Linked DNA regions of Homo sapiens: all the other regions are linked to region 3. The links are chromatin contacts, found by Hi-C or POLR2A ChIA-PET in ENCODE. All regions are on one chromosome and are shown on one strand. The core of a region is the stretch at or near the end of the contact, and the rest is flanking DNA. Distances in the headings are between cores, read along the strand shown. Region 1 overlaps VPS35 (VPS35 retromer complex component). Region 2 holds the start of C16orf87 (chromosome 16 open reading frame 87). Region 3 overlaps MYLK3 (myosin light chain kinase 3).

Evidence for each region. A loop is a pair of places that touch in the nucleus more often than their neighbours do. ChIA-PET counts read pairs that join two places held with the same protein, here RNA polymerase II (POLR2A). Pooled maps may share reads with other maps.
Region 1: a map of dorsolateral prefrontal cortex shows a loop between it and region 3 (1.8-fold over the local background). The contact joins two enhancer-like sites. A Hi-C loop is called at or near these places in 1 of 168 maps with a recorded cell type or tissue (dorsolateral prefrontal cortex). POLR2A ChIA-PET finds 5 or more read pairs at or near these places in 4 of 52 experiments (CD4-positive, alpha-beta T cell, Panc1, T-cell and 1 more).
Region 2: a map of HepG2 shows a loop between it and region 3 (18-fold over the local background). The contact joins the promoter of C16orf87 here to the enhancer-like site in region 3. A Hi-C loop is called at or near these places in 2 of 168 maps with a recorded cell type or tissue (HepG2 and K562), 2 of 37 single-sample maps with no recorded cell type and 11 of 50 pooled maps. POLR2A ChIA-PET finds 5 or more read pairs at or near these places in 5 of 52 experiments (HEK293, OCI-LY7, activated B cell and 2 more).

The regions. Positions count from the first base shown.
Region 1 is chr16:46,656,839-46,660,573 of GRCh38, reverse strand. It overlaps VPS35 (VPS35 retromer complex component), which reads left to right. Exons shown (of 17, transcript NM_018206.6): 17 at 1-3,735. The coding sequence ends at 102. Among named protein-coding and RNA genes, the nearest start is that of VPS35, 30 kb to the left of the region's middle. Within about 2 kb of position 1,498, at least 5 of the 41 ENCODE cell types and tissues checked have a DNase peak (open chromatin) inside an H3K27ac peak, as active enhancers do.
Region 2 is chr16:46,829,022-46,832,626 of GRCh38, reverse strand. C16orf87 (chromosome 16 open reading frame 87) reads left to right here and starts at 1,447. Exons shown (of 4, transcript NM_001001436.4): 1 at 1,447-1,543. The coding sequence starts at 1,478. RefSeq lists a silencer at 1,101-1,750.
Region 3 is chr16:46,729,785-46,733,728 of GRCh38, reverse strand. It overlaps MYLK3 (myosin light chain kinase 3), which reads left to right. Exons shown (of 13, transcript NM_182493.3): 4 at 1,061-1,521; 5 at 3,031-3,136. Among named protein-coding and RNA genes, the nearest start is that of MYLK3, 17 kb to the left of the region's middle. Within about 2 kb of position 1,393, at least 2 of the 41 ENCODE cell types and tissues checked have a DNase peak (open chromatin) inside an H3K27ac peak, as active enhancers do.

The sequences.
Region 1 (3,735 bases), core at 249-2,748, 73 kb after region 3:
GAGCAGATTAACAAACATTTTCATAACACACTGGAGCATTTGCGCTTGCGGCGGGAATCACCAGAATCCGAGGGGCCAATTTATGAAGGTCTCATCCTTTAAAAAGGAAATAGCTCACCATACTCCTTTCCATGTACATCCAGTGAGGGTTTTATTACGCTAGGTTTCCCTTCCATAGATTGTGCCTTTCAGAAATGCTGAGGTAGGTTTCCCATTTCTTACCTGTGATGTGTTTTACCCAGCACCTCCGGACACTCACCTTCAGGACCTTAATAAAATTATTCACTTGGTAAGTGTTCAAGTCTTTCTGATCACCCCAAGTAGCATGACTGATCTGCAATTTAAAATTCCTGTGATCTGTAAAAAAAAAAAAAAAAAAAAACACAAAACCCACAAGCACTTATCTTGGCTACTAATGAAGCTCTCCTTTTTTTTGTTTGTTTGTTTGCTTCATTGTTGATTGTGTATTTTCTTCATTCCTGGGGAGTACTAACCCAAAAGCGTCTGTCTCTTGTTTTCTAGTCCAGTTTGAGATTAATTTAGAAGAAAGGAATACTGTATGTGAAATTCATCTTGGGCTTTCCCCTAAATTGCAAGATAAGGCCATGTGTAAGATTTTCCCTAAAACTAGAATATATTAATGCATGTTTGAGAATTTTAAAGCACCATGGTCAAAACCAGAAGCTATATTTTGCATATTTGGACTCAGCCATCCATTAAGAACCCATGTTGTCCTCTGGACATATTTATCAATATAATTGGGTTTTAAATAGTATAAAAGAAAACTTGTGATCTATATAATTTATGTATCACCTTCATTGTAAATTTAGCAGGAAATGCATCACAATTATGATTTTTTTTTTTGCACCAGTGAAACAATAAAGATGCTATTAACAATTTTGGAGCTTTTTTTCCCCTTTCATACTATCTTTAATTGATAAAAAGTACTAGTAGTATGGCTATAGAGTTTAATAGTCATTCTCATATATTCACAGAGCTCACTTAACTCTAGTTTTAAGCACTTGTTGAACAAGGCAGCATCTACTCTTTTAGTCATTTATACCCCTTTTCTTTCCTCAACTTTACCCTGCTTTTCCCAAGGCATGATGAATTCACATAAACCCCCCAAAGGCTCACCACCGATACTAGTTACCTACTATATAATAAACCATCCCAAAACTTACTGTCTTAAAACAGCAAACATTTATCTCACAGGTCTCTGGATCAGGAATTTGGGAGCAGCTTAGCTGGTGGTTCTGGCAAAGAGTGTGGTGTAAGGTTGCAAACAAGATACTGGTTGGGGCTGCAGTCATCTGATGCTTTGACTGGGGCTGACTTTTCTGCTCACTGACCTGGCTGTTAGGCAGAGGCCCCAGTTCCTCTTCTTGAGGGCAGAGGCCCCAGTTCCTCTCCTTGAGGGCAGAGGCCTAAGTTCCTTTCCTTGAGGGCAGAGGCCCCAGTTCCTCTCCTTGACGGCCCTTCCATAGAGTGTCCTCACAGCATGGTGGCTGGCTTTCCCCTGAGTATGAAAGCAAGAAGGAAACCACAGTGCCTTTCAGTGGCCTCCCTGTGGAAGTGACATGCTCATTTTTGCCTTATTCTGTAAGTGGGGAGTCACTAAGTCTAGCCTATATTCAAGGGTAAGGAGAATTAAGCTCCACCTCTTAAAGGGAAAATTTATAGACATTTTCAAATGACTACATCACTTAACCCCTCACCATCTGCCCTCCCATTGCTAGCACTTGATGACTAGCCCTTGCTGGGCTTTACATGAACAGATGTTTCCCAAAGTTATAAAATTAGTACCACTAAAATGTATCAAATGTTAAGCCATTCTGTGGTATGTCATAGTCCAGCAAACCCTTTCTGTTCTTTGTAGGTGTTAGTTTACCCCGTATAAACCTGATTATGGCTTGACATGTCCATATTATTTACATGTTTTGTGAAATACAACTGGAATAGTAGAAAAGACATGAGTCAAGAACACTTGAGTTGGAGAGCTTGGTTTGCAAGTAAGGTAATGTCAGTACAGTGTGTAAATTATCTCTTATTTTCTGGGTTGAGGTAAACCCAATTTTAAAAATAATAAACCAACAAAAGTAAATAAAAGTGAAACAAAAGCACTGCTAGTATCCTTAACTTACAGATTTTTTTTGTTGAACAAAAACTGGGTACCAGATATAGTTAGGCACTGAATCTAAAGGTGAAGAAGATCATAGCCTCTAGCTTCAAGAACGTTAGTCTGCTGTGAAGACAGACCTGTAGTTACAGAAGATGGTAAGGGTTTGTGCAGGAGAGCAGTGAAGAAGAGCTTTGAGGGATTGGGGATGGGGAAGTTCTGCAGAGGGTTGTATGAATTCTCATGGAACATCAAGTCCAATAGTTTATTTAGCCTTCTGAGGCCAGTGCTTTGGCCTGCAGTCCCAGGCTCCTCAGACCCATGGGCTGAAGCAAGTTATACTCTTGGCTGCCTGTAGTGAAATAGATATTTAGAAATTGACTTAGCATTTAAAACCCTTTATAGCAATTTGACAGAGTAATTTTATGTCTATTGGATGTAATAAATATTTGGCTTTGTGCTTTGTGTGTCTGCTATTCCCTGTTCTCCTTTTTTAGTAATTTTTATTGTGTCTTACAAAAAAGTACCTGTCCTTAATTGGGGTGTGGTGGGGAATCCCTCACAGGTGGATGGAAACGCTGAACCAGGGCAGGCTTGGTGCTGAATGGCATTAAATTCCAAGACTAGGGGATAGTTTGGGGGGACACATCTAGGAAGATGCTGTGACTGGATGAGAGATGCCTGCCGTGTTAGACTTTCCTACCCTCCCTTTCCTGCCTCTACCCAGGAAACCAGTGATTCTTAGAGTCCAGATGATCCCTTCTTTGCCTAGAAATTCATGTTTCTGACTCATCCTCAAGCCTGAAATTGGTGGTCATCAGGTTAATGAACTGCAAAAACAGCCCCTGCTGATAGACACTGCTCAAAGAGAGAGGCGTTTGAGTTGATCAGGCACCAGAGCACCTAGAAGGAGAATGATGAGCACTTGTGTACAGTTCGTGTGCAGCTCTCAAAGGCATTGAGAAATGTGACAGACCTCAAGGAATAAATGCACCACCACAGGCACTGAGGGGATTTAAACACAAAGTCTAGGTTCCAGAGGGGTCTTCTGTTAACATTTGCTCTCTCATTCAGAGACCTCAAGGTAATAAGCTCAAGCAGAAAGGATTTCCCAACAGAATTGTCTTTGACAATGGGAATTCCAGACTGCATATTGTAAATGAAAGGTAGAGAAATCTGTGCAGGAGACCTTCCTGTTTGCTGGGGTTTGTCCTATGGGGATGCTGTAGGCATGGACAACAGACACTGATTCAGGTGCCAGTATCTACACATTTACCATACACTTGAATTCCCAAGAGTAGTGACTTGCCTTAGGTTTGATTAAAGACAAATGTTTCCTGGCTTGTGGTCTTGTATTGCTGATTACTCCAGTAGGGCACCCTGCATTGTCCAACAAAATGGTCCATGCTTCCAAAATCTCTGGAGAGGGACTGTATATTTTATTTTTTTGAGACGGAGTCTTGCTCTGTCACCCAAGCAGGAGTGCAGTGGTGCGATCTTGGCTCACTGCAACCTCCGCCTCCCCAGTTCAAGCAATTCTCCTGCCTCAGCCTCCCGAGTAGCTGGGATTACAGGCGTGCACCACCATGCCTGGCTAATTTTTGTATTTTTAGTAC
Region 2 (3,605 bases), core at 198-2,697, 99 kb before region 3:
GTATGCCTGTAAATGGACCAAACAGGAAGCAATTTCGTGGGTTTCATATTAAAAGCTTTAAACATTTATATAACTGTTATTTATACAAAGTGTGCTTACAGGCATTTACTATGTAAAATTGTAACTCATAACTTTGCTTTAGTTAACAATTGTTGAATAAAAAGTTATCAGTGGAATAGCCAGTCTCTGTAATAAATGCATATTGGTAAATTTTCTCTGAGCCAAGTGTACAGTTTGTAAATTTTCTTTCTGTTATGTTTGTTCTGATTGTTTATTAAGTATAACTTTGGGTCTGTCAAATTAAATATTTAAAAGTAAGCTTACGTTTTGCATAGTTGTTTTTAAATTTCACTTTTTCTTTCTTTTTCTTTTTTTTGAGACGGAGTCTCGCTCTGTCGCCCAGGCTGGAGTGCAGTGGCCACAATCTCGGCTCACTGAAGCCTCAATCTCATAGGCTCAAGCGATCCTCCCACCTCAGCCTCTCTACTAGCTAGGACTCCAGGCATGGGCCACCACGCTCAGCTAATTTTTAAAAATCTTTTACTTTTTGTAGAGATGGGGGTCTCGCTATGTTGCCCAGGGTGGTCTGGAACTCCTGGGCTCAAGAGATCCGCCCTCCTCGGCTTCCCAAAGTGCTGGGATTACAGGCGTGAGCCATTGCGCCCAGCCTCGAATAATTTAATTTTAATGTTAATTTAGTAAGTATCAGTCACGGACAGATTGGAAAAAGAAAAACATCTGATCCCTCATCTTGATAGTGAGTAGCACTGGTTTACACAGCTAGGCTGCTCCTTGAAGGCTGACACTGCATTTTATTCAAATTTTCCTGACAGTGGGACTTAGGCAATTATATATTGAATAAATAAATGAATTTTCACTCTGCTGCTGGGTCCAGTGGTCTCATAAAATGTCTATCATAATTTCTCAATGATTAGCCTTGGTAACATCTACTTAAGTTTATTAAATGCCAGGATCCACGCTACGCCCTTCACCATTCATTCCCCAGCCTTCGCTCCCACGGTCTCTGTGGGGATGGGGCGTGCCCAGCACTACGGCCCGCCCTACCTATGCATTCGTTGGTCGAACTCGACGCCCGTTACTGCCGAGTCCCGCCCAGGCCTTGCCCCCTCGTAGTCGGCCAGGCCGAGAGGAGGCGTGGCCACTGCCGCGCCGGGGCGGTCTGGCGGAGGGGGGGGAGGTCTCCCCTCGTCTCGTGATACTCTGGGCGAGCTCGCGGGCGGGCTGTGGGTCGCGAGCCGCCGTGGGAGCGCGTGTCGCGGTCCCCAGGAGCCGCCGGCCGACGCTCCGCCCCGCCCCCTTGGCGCCCAGGTCCCGCGCGAGCTCGCGCACGCGCGCGCGCGCACCCGCCAGAGGCTTGTTTGAGGCCCGCGGGGACTGGGCGGGCGGAGGCCGGGCTGCCGAAGTGTGAGGGGAGGAGCCCGAGCCGTCGCTGCTGCCGCCGCTAAGGGAGAGGAGCATGTCTGCAACTCGAGCCAAGAAAGTGAAGATGGCCACCAAATCATGCCCCGAGTGCGACCAACAGGTGGGTGCCGGGGGCCGGGCGCGCGGGCGGGCGGCAGTGGCTTGGCGGCCGTTGTCTGTGGAGGGGGGCCTCGCCGGGCTCCCGGAGGCCGAGCGGTGGGCAGATCCTGGGGCCCGCCGGCGGCGGCGGGGATCCGGGGCCGGTCGGGCTGCACCGAGGGGTTTCCCGGGAAAAGCCCGGGGCCGTGGCCCGCCAGCGTCCACCTGGCGGCGGCCAGACGGCCAAGCCCCTTCTTGCTGTGTCCCGGCCACTGGAGGAGCGCGCCTTTGGTGGGCTCACCGGGCGGCTGTCTGGAGCCCCAGACTCTCCTCGCCGGCGGCGGTGACAGCGGTGGGAGCCTGCGGGCCGCAGCCCCGGCGAGAGTGTGCCGCACGCCCGCCTCCGAGGCCAGGCCCTAGCTCCGAGAACCCCTCCTGCGGCCGGGGCGGCTTTGTTCCCGGTTCCGACGGGTGCGGGGCTTCCCCAAAACGGCCCCTCCGCGACCGGGGCGGGCGCCTGAGTGGGACAAAGGGGGCCGCGTGTAATGATTTTGAGTTTCGGCGAATTTGGAGATTTTTTCCCCTTCCTCATCTATTTATTATATTTTTGCTGTGCAATCGCGAATCCTGCCTTTACATCGTTTTTAATGGGTCATGATTGAATAAAGCCCCTGTTTAAGCCCTTCCTCCTTTTTGGGCGCTCCTAACTTCCCCACCCCTCGCAGTATCCACTGTTACAAATTTGGCCTGTCTGCTTCCAGATCTGTATCCCTGTCTGTCTGAATGTCTCTGTGTGTCTCTCTCTCTCTCTCTCTCTCTCTCTCTCTCTCTCTCTCTGTCTGTCTCTCTCTATCTCTCTATCTCTCTATCTCGTTTCTTGAATTTGAAACGATTCCTTTCTACATTGAGTTCATGGTGTAATAGTTGTAATTTAAAACATCTCATTTCAGTGATCGCTGTGTTGAAGCGTGTCTCAATTCTTTACTGGAATAATAGACATTCCTTTAAGCCTTAACATCTAATGAGTTAAAACTACTTCAGTTAAAACCATTCGTAAGGCCCTCGTTTGTTACCAACATGTAGATCTGGGTGTGTTTTTTCCTTTTCCACTGAGTGGATTTTTTCAAAATGACTACCTTTCTCTCCTCCCCTCCCCCCACCGCCTTTTTTTTTTTTTAAATCAAGAGTAATTTGAAATGGCTGGAGACTTTTTAATAAGCTGATTTTAGTGCATTTTTCAAGGAGAATTCTTGTAGGTTTTTCAAATCTTTTAACAGAAAACATGTTACATGTTTTATTAAGTATCCTTTATGGGCTGTAGTAAAAATGCTTATCAGAAAAAGGTTGTGCAAGAAATACAGTGTAGGAGCTATACCAGTATGCAGTATAAAAACAGTTTAGTCATGTTTTCCAAAGAGTTACTTTCATTCTTACTACTGAACTAAATTTGTTAAATTTTGACAAAACTGGACTTTGCAATATGACTCTTTGCGGGAGATTATTTCAGTGTTTAAATCATTTCCAATTATTCCAGTTAATTGTGTAGAAGTGTAAGGTTTACATGGTATGCGTTATGCATTCCAATTTCTGTAAGGCACAAGTATTTGCAAATCCTGACTTTGTTCTAATTGGCATAAAGCAACCTTTTGGGAAAAATAGCCACTTTTTATGGCTATTTTTATATAAAAGAGCAAAGGATAATAAACTTATAGGAGTTTCTGAAAAACTGTTCAACAAAACAAGATCAGCGTTTTATTTGGAAAGATCACATTCATTTTGTTATACACCCCCTCCCCCATATTTATTCTTTCATATAAAATCAGCTTACCCAGCTTTGGCTGCCATAACAAAAGCATGATTATGTTCTGGTGAGGGCTCTCTTCTTGGCTTGCAGATGGCTGTCTTCTTGGTGTCCTCACATGGCAGAAAGAGGGTCAAGCTCTCTCCCTTTTCTTAAAAGGTCCCTAATCACATCATGAGGGCCCCACCCTCATGACTTAATTTAAACCTAATTCTCTCTCAAATGGCCCATCTCCAAATACCATCACATTGCGGTTAAGGCTTCAATATATGAATTTGGATGT
Region 3 (3,944 bases), core at 144-2,643:
TTGTGGCCCAGCAAAAAGAAGCCCCACCAAGAGGCAGCCAGAGGTGGGGAGACTCGGAGAGAGAGGGTTTGGATTCCCGGGTGACTTGACTGCCAGGATCAGGGTCCTTCCTTCTAGAGGTCGGGGCTCAGAGGGCCTTTCCCACCTCCATCTGGGCTCACAAACCCTAGTATTGCAGAGTCTGGGCAGTGAAAATGAGTGAAGTGAGCTGGGGCATTGCCAGGGTGCGCAGGGCCTGTGCTGAAGTGGAGAGCTGTTCCTCAACCATGTGGGCACGTGGGCCCAGCACAGCCAGCTCTTCTGTTTGTTCAAGATGAACAGAAAGTCTAGTCTTTTATGAGAATTGCCTGATTTTATTTTATTTTAGTTTTTGAGACAGGGTCTCTCACTCTGTCGCCCAGGCTGGAGTGCAGTGGTATGATCATAGCTCACTGTAGCCTCCATCTCCTGGGTTTAAGCAGTCCTCTTGCCTCAGCCTCCTGAGTATCTGGGACCACCACTCCTGGCTAAGTTTTTTAAAATTATTTTTTGTAGAGGTGGGGTCTTGCTATGTTGCCCAGGCTGGTCTCAAACTCCTGGCCTCAAGGGATCCTCCCACCTTGGCCTCCCAAAGCACTGGGATTACAGGTGTGAGCCACTGTGCCCAGCTGGAATTGACTGATTTTAAACAAATACTTCTGATCTGGGGCTTCCAGTGTGACGTTTGAGTTGGTTTCTCCTTATCTTCATTTAAGTGAAAGGGAAACTGGGCCCAGGGGAAGGTAGAGGGACCCGGGCCTCCCGCCTACAGGCCTCAGTTCTCCTGGGACAGAAGCAGGTTCTCAGGGGTGTATGGTCCTCACCCCTGTCCATTCTCAAGCTTCCCAGGACCCTCATCCGGTGGGATCCTGGGAGCTGATGGCACCAACTGTCACTGAAGTCAGCTCCTGCCCTGGTGTCCTGTCTAGCAGGGCCCCAGGGCCATTGTCAATGATGGCAGCAGTGGGCATTGGAACCCACGTCTGTTCTGACTCCAGAGTCCTTGCCTCTAACCTCAGCACCATGTTTCTCTCCACCCCAGGATCTCCATCCACATACAAGAGATGGATACTCCTGGGGAGATGCTGATGACAGGCAGGGGCAGCCTTGGACCCACCCTCACCACAGAGGCTCCAGCAGCTGCCCAGCCAGGCAAGCAGGGCCCACCTGGGACCGGGCGCTGCCTCCAAGCCCCTGGGACTGAGCCCGGAGAACAGACCCCTGAAGGAGCCAGAGAGCTCTCCCCGCTGCAGGAGAGCAGCAGCCCCGGGGGAGTGAAGGCAGAGGAGGAGCAAAGGGCTGGGGCCGAGCCTGGCACGAGACCAAGCTTGGCCAGGAGTGACGACAATGACCACGAGGTTGGGGCCCTGGGCCTGCAGCAGGGCAAAAGCCCAGGGGCGGGAAACCCTGAGCCTGAGCAGGACTGTGCAGCCAGGGCTCCGGTGAGAGCTGAAGCAGTAAGGAGGATGCCCCCAGGCGCCGAGGCTGGCAGCGTGGTTCTGGGTAAGTGGGGCTGTTGCCTGGCTAGACACGAGCCCTGAGGGGAGGGAGTTTGGAGCCCCTACTCCTGGGGAGTCTTCCTGTAGCTTCCAGGGGTAGATCATATGAGTCTGGGGGCGTCCAAGAGTCGGGAACATCTCCAGGTACATCCTGGGGCTGGAGACCAAGGCGCAGAGATGTGGGGCCTGAACTTGGGCTGGCTGCAGGGGTAAGGGAGAGGGGACACGTGTGGCCCACCTGGGTACATTTCCTTTTTTGGAGACAGGGTCTTGCTCTGTTGCCCAGGCTGGAGTCCAGTGGCATGATCATAGTCCCCTGCAGGCTTGACCCAGGTTCAAGTGATCCTCCAGCCTCGGCCTCCCAGAGCTTTGGGATTGCAGGCATAAGCCGCTGTGCCTGGCCACTGGGGAGATTTCTTACCGCCACCTGCCCACCTGAGCTTGCCACCATGAGTCTCATTTTGGATTGAGAGAGAGAAGGCTCTGTTAAAAAGCGAAGACATGAATTGGTGTCTGTGACCACTGTCAGCCATTCCCACCCACCCGGGCTAGTGACCCAGGGTGTGTTCTTATGATCTAAAAGCCCTCAACCCCTCCAGCCCTAGGGTCACACCCTCCTTGGTCTGAGAATTGTCCACGGACCACTGTCGGTGTTCCCGGTAGTTGGAGAGCAGGCAAAGTGCTCCCATGGCGAGCACTGAACAAACGCTAGCCCGAGCCAACTTCCTTCCAGCCCTTGGTGCACAACCGGTTCATACCACTGCACTTGCTGTGTGTTCTAGATTCTGTTTTATTCATTTAGTCTATTTCCTGTAACATTTCTAGGTATTCATATCACCTCTGAAGGACAAGATTAAAATAAAACAACCCTAAACCATTAAAAAACAAACAAACAAGCAAACCTTTCCAAGTGCTGGCCGTCCTCTATTTCCCTTGCCGACAGATCCCCTGTCCACCCCCTCCCCAATCCTGTGCCCCGGGGCCTGCCCCTCTGGCTCCATCACGGGCTGTCATGCTGAGCTTCTGGTTGGGCTCAGCTGGCAGGAGATGGAGGGTGAGAGGAGAGAGGGTGGATGTTTATTTCTCCAGCTGCCTCCCTCTCATAACACCCTCATGAGTTTCCACAGCCCTGACTTTACAGTCCCTTTAAAAATAGTGGCGTCACTAACTGCCCCATCACCTTGTCCACATGGGCCCTCTGTTTCCTGTGGGCCACACAGATCCACTAGGATCACCTTCTAGATGTCATGAACAGACTGGATAGAACTTCTCGGCCTTGCCAAGGGCACTGTCCTGGGTGCCGGGAGACCTGGGTTTGAGTGCTGTCTGTCACGGGCTCCCTTCTCTGCCGAATGGATGGCTCTACTGAGATGGTTTGGAGAAAAGGTTTCAAATACCAGGGCTGTACATAGGGCCTGGTGGACCAAGAGAAGCTAAGTGGGTCTGGCACAGGTGACCGAGAGGTGTGGGCTGCACAGAGGAGGCTCACAGGTCCTTATTGCCTCCTGAGCAGATGACAGTCCGGCCCCACCAGCTCCTTTTGAACACCGGGTAGTGAGCGTCAAGGAGACCTCCATCTCTGCGGGTTACGAGGTGTGCCAGCACGAAGTCTTGGGAGGGTAGGTGGGCATCTGCCTTGGTTGGGGGGCTTAGAGCAGGAGTCACGGGGCAGGGTCGGGACCACCTGGAGAACTGGGGTGGGTGCTGCAGGATGACTCTCTCTCGAGCTGATGGAGCCAAGGCTGGGGTGGGACATCCTGTACAGCATGGGGTGCATGGTGGCCCACAGAGTAGGGGAAAGAGAATAGCTTGAGAGGACACGAGAGCCCACGTGGCATCGGGGAGGGGAGGCTCAGGAGGGCGGGCACCCTGTGGGTATGGGAGGAGGCACAGCCTGGAGGTGGCCGGAAAGCCGACATGAGGTGGGGTGAGGAGAAGCTTCTTTAGGGTGGATAGCCCAGGTGGTGTGGGGTGAGGGGATGTTCCCTGGGATGCAAGATGGCCCAGGTGGTGTGGGGTGAGGGGATGTTCCCTGGGGTGCAGGATGGCCCAGGTGGTGTGCGGTGAGGGGGATGTTCCTTCAGGTGCAGGATGGCCTCAGTGGTGTGGGGTGAGGAGATGTTCCCTGGGGTGCAGGATGGCCTGGGTGGTGTGGGGTGAGGGGATGTTCCCTGGGGTGCAGGATGGCCTGGGTGGTGTGGGGTGAGGGGATGTTCCCTGGGGTGCAGGATGGCCTGGGTGGTGTGGGGTGAAGGGGATGTTCCTTCGGGTGCAGGATGGCCTCAGTGGTGAGGGATGAGGGGATGTTCCCTGGGATGTGGAATGGCCTGGGTGGTGTGGGGTGAAGAGTTGCTTTGCAGGTTTCGGGATAGCCAGCAGGGTTTTGGGGTGATGACAGGCTGCACTCTGGGATGTAGGATGGTCCAC